Linked DNA regions of Homo sapiens: region 1 is linked to region 2. Evidence: chromatin loops called from intact Hi-C (ENCODE). Cell type or tissue: CD14-positive monocyte. All regions are shown on one strand.

The links. A loop is a pair of places that touch in the nucleus more often than their neighbours do. Peaks named below come from ENCODE experiments on the same cell type or tissue, not always from the same donor. Only the 100,000 strongest peaks of a DNase experiment are listed, where the experiment ranks them.
Region 1: it touches region 2 in a loop (2.8-fold over the local background); 4 of 110 quality-filtered maps call a loop at or near these places.

What each region holds. Positions count from the first base shown.
Region 1 is chr7:2,107,059-2,115,058 of GRCh38, reverse strand. All of the region lies in intron 11 of MAD1L1 (mitotic arrest deficient 1 like 1), which reads left to right. LOC105375127 (a long non-coding RNA gene) reads right to left here and starts at 4,479. Exons shown (of 2, transcript XR_001745063.2): 1 at 1-4,479. RefSeq lists enhancers at 4,756-4,925, 3,921-5,120, 4,638-5,542. In CD14-positive monocyte, no CTCF peak of the experiment used is centred here; a DNase peak (open chromatin) is centred at 4,548; H3K4me3 peaks cover 679 bases; H3K27ac peaks cover 1,621 bases.
Region 2 is chr7:2,016,919-2,024,918 of GRCh38, reverse strand. All of the region lies in intron 12 of MAD1L1 (mitotic arrest deficient 1 like 1), which reads left to right. Among named protein-coding and RNA genes, the nearest start is that of SNORA114, 68 kb to the left of the region's middle. RefSeq lists enhancers at 4,107-4,926, 4,968-5,117 and a silencer at 5,258-5,307. In CD14-positive monocyte, no CTCF peak of the experiment used is centred here; DNase peaks (open chromatin) are centred at 498, 4,928 and 5,978; H3K4me3 peaks cover 4,152 bases; H3K27ac peaks cover 4,671 bases.

The sequences.
Region 1 (8,000 bases), 90 kb before region 2:
CGCCTCCAGCTGTTCGGGCTCTGATGCAGGTCTCCCAGGCGCTCTGCTCTTCTCTGCTGCACTGGCCCGTCACTGTTTCTACCCTGGGAACAGATTCTTCCGGAAGGTTCCCTGCTGCTGCAGCGGTGCTCACCGGAAGGCGGGGCTTCGAGGCCCTTGTGTTTGCAAAGCAGATTCTTACCGAGATCCCAGAACTACCTGTGGGCCTCAAAAGATGGGTCTGACAAGTGTCTTGTGTGAAGGGCCAGAACGGACTCTTTGGGGTTTGCCGGGCAGGTGGTCTCTGTCGAAGACGCTGAACTCTGCCATCGTGCTGTGAGAGCGGCAGCGGCGATTCGTATTTGATTCTGGGTGGCTGTGCTCCATCAAAACTTTGTTAAAAAAACAAAAGTTGTTTACAAAAACAGGCTGTGGGTGGGATTTGGCCACAGGCTGTAGTTGTTGGACCCTGTTAAGAAACCACCGTTCAAGTCGTAGCCATGCTCATCTTCATGAAGATCCTTCTGCCACGTGACGTCGGCTTGGGCCTTGCTGCAGGGAGGTGACCCGCAAGATTGATCCCGGCAGCCAGGCTTTCATTTCTCGCAATTGTCTCTTTCAGGAAAGATGCCCTAGGACCATACACTTTGTGGCCTTAAGGAGGATGGCGTCCTCTGGTGTTGGCCCCGGCTGGGCGGTGCTGCAGGGTGGGAGCTGTGCTCTGTGTAGGGAAGGCCCCCTGGTTCCCTGCTCAGACCGTGGGCTGGCTCAGGGCTCTCCCGCCCGAGGTGTGTTGAGATGGCCTTTGGGATGAGTCATTACCATCCGGCCATTTGCCCTTTTGTCTTTCTCATGTGTCTGGCATGTTCTTCTGGGAACTTTTCATTTTGACATAATGTTACACTGACAGGAAAGTTGCAGAAGTCGTGGAGAATGTTTCGACGCACCCTCCGCCAGCTTTCCCGAGGGTAACGTCTTGTGAGCCCGTGTACAGTTATCAGAAGCTGTAAGGCCTGGGTGCAGCAGGCGCGGGTCCTGACTGCGTTCAGGTCTTGCCGGCTCTCCCACTGAGCTCCTTTTTCTGTGCCAGGATCTGGCCTGGGATCCCCATGGCGTTTGGTGGCCCTGTCCTGCCCTGCACTCTGGGACAGGAGAGAATCTGCTCCTCGGTCTCTCCTGTCGTCGTGACCCCGCCTCTTCGAGAGCACGGGCTGGTGTTTTGTGGATGTTCCTCAGTTGGAGCGAGTCTGATGTTATACATGATTAGGTTGAAGCTATGCATTTTTGGACAGAAAATCTTAAAAGGGATGTCATGTCCCTCTGGGTGTGTGATGTCGGGGTGTGCGACATCACCATGTTCTGTTGCGGGTGTGGTCACTCCGGTCACCTGGCGAAGGCCTCCCTAAATGCATGGCTGCGGCTTTTGTTCTGATAATAAGTATCTTGGGGAAGATGCTTTGAGAATATGCAAATATCCTATTTATTTTATTTTATTTTTTTGAGATAGAGTCTCGCTCTGTTGCCCAGGCTGGAGTGCAGTGGTGTAATCTTGGCTCACTGCAACCTCTGCTTCCCGAATTCAAGCAATTCTCCTGCCTCGGCCTCCCAAGTAGCTGGGACCACAGGCGCCTGCCACCACGCCTGGCTAATTTTTGTATTTTTAGTAGAGAGGGGGTTTCGCCATGTTAGTCGGGCTGGTCTTGAACTCCTGACCTCAGGTGATCCACCCACCTCAGCCTCCCAAAGCGCTGGGATTACAGCTGTGAGCCACCGTGCCCAGCCCCCATTTCTTACAAAAACTTCTCCTCCTAGTTCAAGCATCTATTGGTGCATCTCAGCTGCGGGGCTTGTCACCATGGCCCCAGGGCGGTTTTCTGTCCGCCCGTCTCTTCCGTGTTTCCTGAGTGGGACGCTTTGCTGAGGGAGGCTCTGCCCCTCGTCCCCGTTTCCTGAGTGGGACGCTTTGCTGAGGGAGGCTCTGCCCCTCGTCCCCGTTTCCTGAGTGGGACGCTTTGCTGAGGGAGGCTCTGCCCCTCGTCGAGTAGGTTATTTGTGTCAGTTGCTTCCTTCTCTGTTTTACTTCACGGCCGTGACCCAGTGCTCTGCGGATTCGGTTCATTCACGGTATTTCAGCCTTGGTCACTGGGAGCTCTCACAGTTGGGCTCTCGTGCCCTGTGATTTGCCCTCATCTTTTTTTAAAGCCTTTTTTTTTTTTCAAACTATCTGGCACTGCAGGATGCTCTAAACTTAGATGTTTTTCCTGCCCTTTTCCTGCAGTCCGCCACTTTCCCAGTGAGCCCTGTTTCCTCTTGTTGCCGAGTGCTGCTTAGAGATGAGATGTGGGTGTGGGGTGCTGCCTGCTCCGGGTGTGTCAGGGCCCCAGGGCCCCTCGGTGGACACCCTGACACTGGCTCCATCCAGCACCCCTGGGCTGTCCTCGCCTCCTGTGCTGTCTCCTTGGTCTTGAGAAGCCCAGGTGTCAGCACACACCATGTTTTACTTACCCATCCAGTCCTCACGTGCGCACAGGGTCTTTCTGGAATTGCTAATCCATGGCTCTGTGAGGAGAGGTTGACTTGCGAGGGTGCAGTGTCTGTGGACAGGCCGTTCTGTCCTTGGCCTACCGTTCCCAGTGGAAGTGGCGTTTTCTCAGCACCGTGGGTGCCGTTGTGTTTCCCACTGCCTGGTGTTGTGTTCTTTGTTTGTGGTTCCCTTAGGTTTACCGCTTAGAGCTGGTGTTTCATTTTGAGTCTTTTTCATTCTGGTTGATTAAAAAAAACTGTCTATACAGCCTCATTTGCCCTTCTGCTGTGCAGCTGCGCATTTTCACATGCCTGGGGCTGACTTGCGGCCCCACCACCCCAGACTCCCCTCCCTGGCCACCCCAGCATGCTTTCTGTCTGGTGATTTTGCCTTTTCCAGAACGTCATACAAATATGGCATCTTTGGCTCATGGAGGTGCATTTGGGACTCACCGCGTGGCTGTGTGAATCGCAGCGCTGCTTTTCGTTGCTGAGTGATGCTCCAGGCACGGCTGCTCTGGGACTTGTTTATTCGTTCACTGGTTGAAGGACATCTGTATTGTTTCTGGGTTTGGTGAAATGGAGTAAAGCTGCTGGAAATGTTGGCTTTGTATGATCTAAACTCTTACTTTTCCTTGAGCACATACTTAGGAGTGGGACTGCTGGATCCTGGCATCCTTTTAACTTCAGAAGACATTGCCTTGTGGGTCTCCACAGCGGGAAGCATCCGGTGTGTGCGTTCGCGGTGTGTGCGTTTGCTGTGTGTGCAGGTCCACTCCGCACAGGCCTGCTCCTGCTGGGCCACGCCAGGGTTTTGGGCTTAGCTGCCCCCACAGGGCTGTGTGGGCTGTGTGTTGCGTTTTCCAGCGTGCGGCTGCTGGCCCCAACCTGGCGTCAGACAGTTGCTGTGGTGCTTTCTGCAGCCCCCAGCCGTGTTGGCTTGCACAGCCCTCTGGACTTGTGGTCATCATGGAGTTGTAGCCCCTTTTCCCCACCTGATTTCCCACGTATCGGGATCAAATCTAAGCTGGTTTCGTTTTGCTTCCTCTCAAGTCTTTTGTCTTTCCTCCCTTCCTCCTTTTTCATTGATCTCTGTTCTCCGGTGACTTTAGGGAAAGACTGTACCTCATTCATTCCGAGGCACGCTCCTTGACTAGAGCAGAGAGCAAGGGCTGAGCAGCCACGGTCTCGAAAGCTCCTTGCCGCCTGGGAGGCTTCCACGCCTGGGACTGGGGGCTGGGCAGCCAGCGTGCAGAGGTGGAGGGGTGCATGGAGGCGCCTGCGGGCTCTGAGGCCTGGCTTCCCGAGCCCCTCTAGTCTTCATCTGTGGGACGATCACACAGACCGCATGGTGTGGGGGGAGCGAGGGGCGGGCACAGTGGACGCTCGGTGTGTGTGCTCCTCCTCTCTCCCTGTTTCTTCTTTGTTCCTCTTGTCTTTAATTTACTTTTCGTCGGAGGACTTGGCCGCAGCGTGCCCTGTGGACTTGAGACCGAAGCTCTCTTCTGCTCTTTGTACCCTGCTGCTTCCTGATCCGTTCTTCCTCCCCTCACTTGTGTACAGGACTCGAGGGAGGGATGGGGTGAGAGCAGAGCAAGCCAGGGATGTAGTGAGCTTTGTTTGGACAGGAAGGGTTTGCCCGCGCCGTCATCTCCTCGGCTCTGCTGGGAAACTGTGTTTGAGGGAGATGGTGGGGTCTGAGCGCAGACGGCTGTTGTCCTGTGAGATGCAGAAAGCGCTTCTTATGGGCGTGCACCATGGAATTCCCTGCTCGGACCGCACTGGGGGCAGGCGGTGAGTATCGGTATAGAAGTAGCTTTTATTAATTGGTGAAGCCCGTCACAGATCTGAAAGCATCTTAATAGTCTGAAATGATGGCTCTTCAGCAAGAAAAATTTGATTTGGGACAAAAGGGAGACACTTGAGACCCAAAATGACTTGGCTGTGTTGAGGATGGGAAGGAGGCCTTCATCTGCCGCACGTCTGAGTCACTCCAGAGTTTTCTCCACTGCCAGTGTGAGTCAGAGCGAATCACTGTTGGGTTGTGACTTCAGAAGAAGTGAACTCTGTCTCAGGCTGTATTAATAGAAGTAGATGCTTCACAGGAGAGGAGGTGTCTGTGCGAGTCACAGCCCTGCGGGGTCTGATTTCCGCTTTGGGCGTGGCTTCTGAGCCGGGACCTCGAGGCGCCAAGGGAACAGGAGCAGCCGGGCAGCTGCTCGCTTGGTTGTGCCTGCTGTGTACCGAGGCGTGGGGCATGGCGGCACGGCTGTGAGCGCACAGTCCAGCCACAGAAGGAGGCTTCAAGAATCTTTGCGGTGCTGCCATCTGGACATCTGTGTCATTGAAGTCACAGGAGGAGGCTTCAAGAATCTTCGAGGTGCTGCCATCTGGACATCTGTGTCATTTTGATAACGTGTGTGAGATCAGTGGAGGGGAGCCTTAGGAAAATCGGCTGTGGTTTAATAAACTGAACTTCCCGCTGCTTTGAGCCGGAGCCTCCTGGACTGGAAAGGCGTGGGCCTCATGGCCACCTCCGGCCTGCGCAGCTGGGTCTGCACTCTCACAACTGTGCTGAGCCCACGCTTGTGCCCTTACTAGTGGCCTGACCTCTGCGCTGTGGAGAAGGGTGGATATTGTCGCCAACTCTCAGACTTCTTGTGTGTGTTCAGAAAGTACCCAAACGGATTCAAAGGAATAATTAGCGTATCCTGTAAGATATGAATCTTAATTCCTAAATTACATATTTAGCAGATTGTCCAAAATAGCACTTGTAATGGCAACATTCAATTAGTTTAAAAAATGTATATTATTGCAACACTCGCCATGAGTTTTATTTAGAGGTTTCTAAATATAATGCTATAAAAACACAGAAGTGTTTAAAACTATTTAGACCCACGCAGCCGCAGTGAGCTCTTGCTAAACTTCCTACGTTAACCAGCTCTTGACAATCTTGGATTGTGGGGAAGTCTTCTGATGTAGTCCCTAAAGCTGACACGCCAGAGCATCTCGAGGCTGTTGGGGGCTGTTGCTGGGATCCTGAGGCCGCACACCTCCCTGCTATGAGTTCTGACGTTTACAAACATAGGAAGTGAGTTGAAATGACAGAGTCCTTGGGGCCCCACTCTTGAGTGTCCTCCTGGGGTTGGCGGGCGTGGGGCTCCCGCTGTGCCGGGTTCGGCTCCTGTGTTGCCGTGTTCCCTGCGGCTGCTGCAGCCGCTTCTCGTCACCTGATTGTGTGTGCGCCTCCAGTGCTCTCATGGGCTGCTTAAGGCAGGGACTATCCATGTGGCCTGAAGAAGAAGCCGAGGCCCGGGGAAGTTGCATGTAATTGACACCAGAGGGCTGGCCTCATTTCAGGAGGAGCAGAGCTCGGGTTTTCCGTCTAGGTGGGAGATGGGATGGTGATGGGCCCACAGGCAGGGCCTGTCCTCTGATGGGAATCCGAAGTGGGTGCGGAGGACCCAGAGCTGAGGGTGAGCAGCTCTGAGCTGCAGAGCGGGTGCGGGGAGGCTGTGTGCGCAGCACAGGGAGGCGTCTGGAATGGCCGGGTGGGGGTCTGGAACCCATACTTGGTAGCGCCTGTTTGGTCTGTCCCGTGCTCTTCCTGCGAGCCCTCGCGGGGGCCCTGCACTTCCCCAGGAGCTGCCTCAGAGATGTGCCAGTGAAGAAGGGATGGAACTGATCGTGGATCGGGCCGGCTCCTGGAGGCCACCTGGGCCCATTTCTGACAGCCGCTCCTGCCGCGTCCCTAGCTCAGAAGGAGCTCGAGGCTGAGCCGTTTCCCCAGGGCTGCTGCCTTTGTTTCTCCCATTCTGAAAGGAGATGAAAGTTTCTACTGACCTTAGAGAGAAAGCCAGAGTGAAACCCCCTCTGCCAACCCCTGGCTCCCTGTGAAAAGCCTTCCTGGTAATCAAGTGTTTACAGAGGAAGGCTTTGTTCAGACCCTTTCTGGGGCTCTGTATGTTTAAACAAAGAGCTTTTTAGACCTAAACACAGATGTTCATTTGAAAATGAAAAATCAAATTAAGCAGAACCAGCCTTTGAAAGTTAATGCCCTATAGCAAGTAAAACAAAGGGAGAAAAACACTGTGTTGTAAATTTTACTTAAATAACTTTTTATTTTAAATAAAGTTTTAAACTAAAAAAGTATAATTTGAAAGCCACTCATCTTCCTCTCTGTCCTCCAGTAGAACATCTGTGCTGATTCTGACGCGGATGAATGACATGAATTAAACCAAAACCGTCGGAGCGCTCTTTTTACCATAATTACACCTTGTTCGTTTGTGAGACACAATGTGGGGATGAAATGCCAATTAAGCCTGCTATGATAATGAGGTGGGGCCTGAATAGTGATCAGCGGACATGAATCCCACCGGAATTCATTTGCTACAGCCCCCAAGTTTGTTCTCTTCTGATGGGAATGTTATCGTACATAATGAAAATCTTTAGTGCTCCTTGTATTTAAAAATGATCCATTTTGGGGTTTTTGGTCAGCAAGTTTTAAAACAGGTGTTTTCCGAGCACCTGGATGGGTTTCATGTCCCCACTGAGCATCCTGTTGGTGGGGGGTGGGGGGGTGCCGGTGTCTCCTGTCCCCTGCCTGGACTCTTCTGTGGAGAGCTATGGTGTCACAGCCCGGGACACAGTCCAGCGACATGTGCCAGGCACCATCCCCATGGGTGCCCTTGCAGGTCTGGGTGGCAGCTGAGAAACCATTTTCACCCATCACTGTGTCCAAGCATTTACCATCTCCGACCCTCAAATACCCTCTAATGTTTTGAAACATAGGAAGTGCGTTGAAATTATTGAAAGCACTGTGAAGGAAATGCTTTGGGTGTTGTGGAATGACAGGGTGGGAAAGACGTCACTGGGGGCCAGGCAGGGCCTTACCAGGAGGCAGCATCTGAGCAGAGGCCTGAGGGCAGCCGGGGGCTGGGCAGGGGTGACCAAGCGGGACAGACGAGCTGCTGGGACGCCAGCAGGGCTGGCACAGTGCGGGGATCACAGCATGATTGCAGCGGGCAGCTGTTGAAGACTGGAAGCGCGGCAGTGGCATGGTTACCTCACACAGTCGGAAGAGCGACCTGGAGAAAGAGGCCTTCGGGATGGGGAGCAGGAAGTGTGTCGGTGCGTGAGGATGCAGGGGTCCAGCGAAGAGGCTGTGGGTAGTTCAGGGGGAGGTGGTGGGGTGGCAAAGACCACCCTGCAGTGACCACATAATCCTCGAGGGCCAGCCCCCTCTGCCCCAGGGCTGCTGTGGCTTGGGCTGCAGCCTCTGGACTGGGCTTCCTGCCACCGGATGCTCCGGCAGCGAGACCTCACCAACTCTGACTGTCCCGCCCCACACACTCCTGGCTTACCGCCTGCAGGGAAGGTGCTTGCGACTCCTCTGTGTTGCTAGGGATGTTGGCCCTGCCTCCTTCCACGCCTCCCGGTGCGCTGCCATCCTCAGGCCCTCCGGCTGTCCCAGGCAGCCAGGTGCTGAGTGATGCTGT
Region 2 (8,000 bases):
TCTCTGGAAGAGATTTTGGAGAATTGGTATCATTTCTCACTGAAGTAGTTGGTAGAATTCATCAGTGAAGCCATCTAGGTCTGGTGCTTTCCTTTTTGGGAGGTTATTAGTGATCAACTTAATTTCTTTCATAGATACAGCCTGTTTTTTTTCTGGCTGAACCCAGGGCTGGGGTCGTCGCCAAAGTGACTGTAGGAAGTGCCCACAAGGGATAGCCACAAACCCGCCTGAGATGGGGCTGGCTGGGATTCCAAAGAGAGAAGCACTAAACCCTGAGTGATCATTTGAAGCGTTTATTAGGGGAACTTGCCTACAGAGGGGGCAGCAGCTTCCTTGTGACCACAGCAAGACCTGAGTATGTCTACAGGGAGGGGTCTCATTGTGGAGTTTCTATGGGAGTTGAAGGAAATTGGCTCACCGCCAATTTCTATGTGACAGCAACATGCTGATCTTTCTGTTTCAGGCAGTAATGGAATGCTCAAGCCCACAGGGGAAGTATGCAGCTGCCTGGCTCACATGGTGGTGAAGGCCCTCTGTGTGTCTCAGTCAGGAAAGAGAAAGGGAGCTGGGGGTGGGCAGGCCACTAGAAAGACCGATTCATGTGATCTCTTCCTCCTCATGTGAGTTTTGGTGGTTCGTGTCTTTCAAGGAATTGGTCCATTTCATCTAAGTTATCAAATTTCTGGGCGTAGAGTTGCTCATAATGTTTCTTTATTACCCTTTAGATGCCTATAGGATTAGTAGTGATGGCTCCTCTTTCACTTCTGATGTTAGTAATTTGTGTCTTCCTTTTTTTTATTTTTTTTTTTTAATGTTGGTTAACCTGGCTACAGATTTATGAATTTTAAGGAACCAGCTTTTGGTTTTGTTGGTTTTTCTCTATGGAGTTCCTGTTTTCAGCTTCACTGTTTTTTATTGTAATTTTTATTATTTATTTTGTTTTATTTTATTTTTATTTATTTATTTTTTTGAGATGGAGTCTTGCTCTGTCTCCCAGGCTGAAGTGCAGTGGCGTGATCTCGGCTCACTGCAACTTCCGCCTCCCAGGTTCAAGCGATTCTCCTGCCTCGGTCTTCCAAGTAGCTGGGATTACAGGTACCTGCCACCACGCCTGGCTAATTTTTGTATTTTTAGTAGAGATGGGGTTTCACCATGTTGGCCAGGCTGGTCTTGAACTCCCAACCTCAGGTGATCCACCCACCTTGGCCTCCCAAAGTGCTGGGATAACAGGCGTGAGCCACTGTACCTGGCCAATTTTTATTATTTCTTGCTTTAGGCTTACATTGTTCTTCTTTTTTTAGTTTCCTAATGGGAAGCTTAGTTGATTGATTTTAGATCCTTCTTTTTTTCTAACATTTACATTCAATGCTATAAATTTTCCTCTAAGCATGGCTTTTGTTTCATCCTACAATTTTGATAGGTTGTATTTTCATTTTCTTGTTCAAACTATTCTTAAACTTCTCTTGAGACTTCTTTGACCCATGCGTTATTTACAAGTGGATTGTTTAGTCTCCAAATATCTTGGGATTTTTCAGTTATCTTTCTGTTACTGATTTCCAGTTTAATTTTAGTGTGGTCTGAGAGCTTACTTTATATACTTTATATTCTTTTTAATTTCTTTAGGTGTGTTTTATGGCCCAAATGTGGTCTGTCTAGGTAAATTTTCCATATGAGTTTGAGAGGAATATATATTCTGCTGTTGATGCAGTGTTCTGTCATTGTCATTTAGACCCAGTTGATTGATGGGGCTATTGAATTCTGCTGTGTCCTCACTGATTTTCTGCCTGCGGGATCTGTCCGTTTCTGATAAGAGGGTGTTGAAGCCTCCAACTGTAACAGTGAATTGAGCCATTTCTCCTTGTAGTTCTTTCAGGTTTTCCTCGCATATTTTGAGACACTGTTGTTAAGTAGATGCATGTTAAGGGCGGTCATGTCTTCTTGGAGAAATGACCTTTTTATCGGAATGGAGTGCCATTTTTCATTCCTGATCGTTTCCTTGTTCTGCCTGAGATTGATCAAGCTGCTCCACCGTTCTTTTATTTGGGCTTAGTGTGGTCTAGCTTTCTTCCTTTCCTTTCAAAGTGTGTTTATATTTTAAGTGGGTTCCTTATAAACAGCATATAATTGGGTCTTGTTTTTTTAATCCATCCTGACCGTCTTTTAATTGGTGTGTTTAGATCATTCACATTCGAAATGATCGTTGATACTGTTAATACCTGCCATGTTTGTTACTCTTTTCTATTGGGACACTTGTTCTTTGTTTTTTTTAAATCTTCTTTTCTTTATCTGCTTTGTTTGGTTTTAACTGAGCATGTTATATGATTTAATTTTTTAATTCTGTTAGCACAGAATTTTTTTTTTCTTTTGGAGACAGAGTTTTGCTCTTGTCGCCCAGGCTGGGGTACAGTGGCGTGATCTTGCCACCATGCCCGGCTAATTTTTGTATTTTTAGTAGAGACAGGGTTTCGCCATGTTGGCCAGGCTGGTCTTGAACTCCTGACCTCGGGTGATCCACCTGCCTCAGCCTCCCAAAGTGCTGGGATTACAGGCATGAGCCAAGCACAGAATTATCCTAGAGTTTGCAGCATACATTTAGCATGAATCTAAGCCCATGGTCAGATGGCCTTTGACCAGGTCACAGGCAGGGTGGGCGCCTCCCGCAGAACACGCCCATTCCCCTTGCCTCCCGTGCCACCTGCTGCTTCATTTCACCCATCCCTGCACCATCGTCACCCCACACATTGCTGCTCCTATACTTCAAACAATCGTCCATTAGATGAACGAGACTAAGGAAAGTAAGCTAGGCTCAGCGGCTCACAGCTGCAGTCCCAGCGACTTGGGAGGCTGAGGTGGGAGGATCACTTGAGCCCCAGAGGTAGAGGTTGCAGTGAGCTATGATCACACCACTGCACTCCAGCCTGGGCAACAGAGTGAGACTCTGTCTCGAAAAAAACAGATGAATAAAGTAGATTTTATTTTTCCTTATTTGTTACTTCTCTGCTCTGTCTTTCCACATAGATCTGAGTTTCTGACCTCTCATGGGATTCTCTGGAGAATCCACCTCACACTGCTTACAGGGGCCAGGGCTGCCAATGACCAATCTCCCCCAGTTTTCGTTTGTCTAAGAGAGTGTTTTTTGTTTGTTTGTTTGTTTGAGACAGAGTCTCACTCTGTTGCCCAGGCTGGAGTGCAGTGGTGCGATCTTGGCTCACTATAGCCTCCACTTCCTGGGTTCAAGCGATTCTCCTGCCTCAGCCTCCCGAGTAGCTGGGATTACAGGCGCCTATTACCATGCCCAGCTAACTTTTCTACTTTCAGTAGAGACGAGGTTTCGCCGCATTGTCCAGGATGGTCTCAAACTCCTCTGACACCAGACCATCTGCCTGCCTTGGCTCCCCAAAGTGCTGAGATTACAAGTGTGAGCCAGTGTGCCCCGCTGAGAGTTTTTCTTTCTGCTTTTCTTACAGAAGATCATCTTGCTGGATGCAGAATTCCAGGCTGGTGCTGTTTTGTTTCAGTACTTGGATACCTCCCTCCCCTCTCTGCTGCCTGAGTGGCTTCGGTCAGGAGGTCTGATGCATTTCTCACTCTCTTGGTTGATAATGAAGGGCTCTCCCTTCTCAGGCTGTCTTATTTTCCACAGTTGAATATGATATGGCTAAGTGTGGAGTTTTTGGTATTTTTCCTGCTTGATGTTCTCTGAGCTTCCTGGATCTGGGGTTTAGATTTGACAAATCTCGGCCATTATCACGGCAGATACTTACTGTGTTCGCTCCTCGCCTCCTTCTCCTTCTGGTTTTCCTGTCATGAGTAGGTTCCACCTTCACGGTCATCCCACTGTTCTTAGGTCGCCTCTTCTTTTGTTTTCATTGCTTTTTCCTCAGTGCATTTTAGTACGGGAAGTTTCTGTGGACCTGTTTTTACATTTGCTCATTTATGCTCTCATCTTTATTTTTATTCCTATACTTTCTGCATATGTTGTTTTGTTTTTTTTCATTTTTTATGTTGGTTAGTTAGCTTGCTACTTTCAGTTTTAGCCTTTCTACTCTAACCATTAAATTAATACATTTTCTTCTAAGTTATTCATTCTTGAGATTGTGCCACTGCACCGTAGCCTAGACGACAGAGCAAGACCTTGTCTTAAAAAAAAAAAAAAGTATTCTTTTTGCTTAGGCCGCTGTCGTCTCAGATGAAGTTTCTCCTGTCTTGTGTGTGTTTTTAACTAGTGCCTGAAGTCCGTCCGATGTTTTCCTTCGTCTCTGCCCACAGCCACCGGGTCAGCCTCCCTCCCAGGAGGCCCCTAGACTCCGGGTACCAGGGCAGCCCGGGCAGGTGAGAGAGGACCCAGGGAGCTGGCTTTGCTCTCACAGAGGCGGGGTCCTCATGGTGTTCTGCTCTAGCTTGTTCCCATGATGTCAGGGCCGGGCGTCCCCCTGCGGCTCGGTCTCACAGCTGCCGTGTGCCCATGGCGTTCCGTCCTCTGAAGGCTGCTGGGAACTGCAGGGTCAGAGCCGCAGGAAGGCAAGGGTGGGGGCCGCATGGTGCCGGGGCCGGGTGCACGCCTTGATGGGAATGCTGGGGTCACGCTGGGGCTGTGGATAGCAATCTCGGGCCTCGTGAGTTCCTCCTTCCGGCAGCCCAGAGCGGGGGTTAGTGCCCCCCCCGATCATGGAGAGCCACTTCCAGTGGTCTCACCAGTGAGGCTGTCCATGGCACTGCCTCCCCGGGCTGGGCGCTGACCCCGGGACTGTAGGGCCGCAGCCTGGGCGGCTCCTCTGTTTGCAGCACCAGCCGGGGCTCTGCCCCTCCGTGGTCTGAGCGACAGGGCAGCCACAACAGCTCGCAGCTGCTGAGTCCTCTTCCCTCAGCCCTGTGCCTGCCTGGCGGTTCTGAAGATCAAATGAGGTAACGTGTGCTTAAGTCATATGTAGCATTAGCATGCTGTGCTGATGTCACCAATTAAAATCTGCCTGAGTGAATCATACTTGAAAACAGTCAGTTGTCAAAAAAAAAAACCTCGTTTAGGGGCAGCAGGCCCAGGAAAGAGAAGCGAGGGACAGACAGGAGGCGAAGCGTTCTGTAGTTGGTTGTGGGGGCCAGGGCATCCGGCCCAGGAGCAGGCGTGGGCCGAGCACAGGGACGCCGCCTCATGTGCACTCAGCACTGTGGCGTGGCGAGGCGTGGCCTTGCGTTGGGGGTGGTGAGGCGTGGCCTTGCGTGGGTGGAGGGTGGCGAGGCGTGGCCTTGTGTGGGGGGTGGCTGGGGCTGGGCCGGGCAGCCCGACCCCCACCCCCAACCCCTGTGGCCGTAAGTGGCCCTCCTTGCTGCCCTTTCCATTGACGGGTGCTGTCTCCATGTACTTATTAATCCTGGTGCACCTTTTAAGCACTCTTTGGGGCATTCGTGCCCCCGTTTTGCACAAGGAGGGTGGGTTCAGAGACGTTAGGTCCCTTGCCCAAGGGTGCACAGCTGGTCTGTGTCAGATTGGAGCGCAGGACTGTCTGACCCGCGTGGGTCCTCCGAGGCGCTTATTACTGCCGCTTTCGCCTGTCATCATGTTCTCGATGGGCCCCACGGATGCCAGAGTCCTGCTCATTTGGGAAACGACCAGCTGGGATGAGGGTTCCAGAGAGAGGCCTCCTGCCTCTCCCAGCCTCTGTCCCAGCAGGGCCTTCTCCTGTCTGGGGCGATCTTGCTGCTGGGGTCACAGCAGACCTGTCCAGGCTGGTGACTGGGGGTCTGGGGAAAGAGTGGGCAGAGGACTCTGGGGAGGCGGGTGGCAGCGAGGAGATGGTGCCGGCGTCAGTGGGCAGAGCCGTGTCTGCAGCCCCACGTTCCCGCCTGAATCTATTCAGTTTCTTGTGGTGGCTCCATGCGTCGGGAGAGGTAATTAGAACAGGGCTTTTCAGCTATTTATGACCATACATTTCCTTTTCTAAAAAAAGGAGAAGTTGTGGAGTGACTCAGAGTTGGGTGGAGGTGGCTGAGCTGAGGTGGGATGGGCTTGGGAAGAGGCCCTGCAGAGAATGTCGCATGTGCAGAACAGCCTTGGAGCCCTTGCAGAGTGGGCCTCGGCCTTGGGCTGGAGGGGGCGGAGGGAGGGAGGCAGGCTCCACAGCACTGGTGGCAGAGGCCGGGCGGGAGTGGGTGGCGGAGGCTGGGTGAGGGAGGAAGATGGGTGAGGGGCTGCTGCTTCATTGGAGGGGGCACGCGGTACTCAGCTTACTTCTGGGCTTCTCTGGAAAGTGGGGGTTGGTGCTGGGGCTCTAAGGAGGGGCCTCTGCATATGGAGCTGCCTGCCTGCCTCACACAGCCCCTTCAGGCTGCCACTGACTCCCAGGAGGGAAGCCCTCTGTGTCCATGGTGTGGACTTAGGGAGTGCTGGGCGCCTGCCTCACCAGGCGTGGCCATGGCCAGAGGCTGTCCCCATCGTGCGGGACGCGCCTGCCCCACCTGCCTGCTCTCCTGGCCATCTTTCACGAGCAGCTGTAGTCATAGTGGAAGAACCAGGCAGACAGCAGCGAGGACAGAAGTGACCACCGTGGCTGCCGTGCATTCATCGCCTGTGTATGCGGGTTCCGTGTGCCTGGTTTTCTGTGCCATGCTGCATTTGAACTTCGCAGTGAGGCTGAGGCGTTCTCTGCCCTCTCCTGTGTGGTTGAGTGTCCTCACACTCAGAGAGGCTCTTTGTTTTTCCCAAGGTCACACATCTAGTTACGGTCCAGGCAGGATGTGGGCTTCGTTGGGTGTGTGTGTTGGGTCTGACTTGGGGGCTGGCCTGGGCATGCACACCTCAAGTGACCGCTGCTTGGGGGCCACGGGGCCGGTCTCTGCCCACTGCGGTGCCTCCGTCCATATCTCCCCTGCCTGCAGCACCTCCAACAGGGCCGGCGTCCTGCAGTCTCCCGCTCCTGTGGGTGCTCTCACCACCCGCAGCCCTGGTCTCTGTCTCGGCTTCCTGGTCTCGCTGCTCTGATCTCCCCTGCCCTTCCCAAGCCCAGGCCCAAGGGCTGTGCCCTGGGTTTCTTCTTCCAAGGGCACTGGGCCCTATTCTGCCCACTGTCTCAGCCCCTGCTGCCCAGGTGTCCTGCCCCCTGCTATGGCGTTCTCAGCCTCTTTGGGAATCTGTCTCTCATTGCGTGGGAATCATCGGCATGCTTGGGGCTTATACTCAAAAGCTCTGTGGTAATTAGCGCGCCGGAGCACCTGCTGATGAGGGAATGAGCGTCATTATCTCTCTTGCTCTTTCGCAAGGGTCCTCTGGGCGCCTACTCAACGCTGTTCCCTCTGATTGGAGTGCCCTTCCCCACCGCTGCCTCCCAGGGCGCCCAGATCCTTCCTGCAGCCTCCCTGGGTGAGCAGCCCCTCTGCCCGACTATCGCAGGCCAGGGCAGAGCCGCCCTCTACTGCTGCCCCCGGCCCCCATCGGCCGGTGTATCCAGGGCACCGAGGCCCTGTCCTCAGCTGACTTCTTCCAGGTGATGCCGACTGCTCACCTTCTCTTCACATGGCCGTTCGTTGCATGATGAGCACATTCTATTCCTTAGAACCGGGACGTTTCTGTACCTAAGGAGGAGCAGCCAGTGGACAATGTAACTCTGCTGGGTGCTTCTTAAAGCGAGTCTGGGACGCCCCCGTCAGCACTGCCAGCCGCCTGTTTGTTCAGCAGTTAATCACCGCATTTGCTGAGGTGGAAATGAAGTGGACTTGCCCGCAGGTGGAGTCAGCTGTTAAAAAGTCATAGCAAGTCACACCCACACCGTGCCTGCTGTTTCACTACCGGTGACAAAACAGGTTCTTGAAAGGGTACAAACAACAAACTTTCTAATGCTTTTCTTCTGTGCCAGCCAGTGCTAGCCTGGAGTTAGGCTGAAGAGAGCCGTCACGAAGAGAAGCTCTCAGAGATTTACTGATCAATAAAAGAGACAATTACAGCTTGTTTACCAAGGGAAGTCCCCCGCCCCGGCCTTGCGCGGCGTCCGCGCGTTGGTACTGACAAC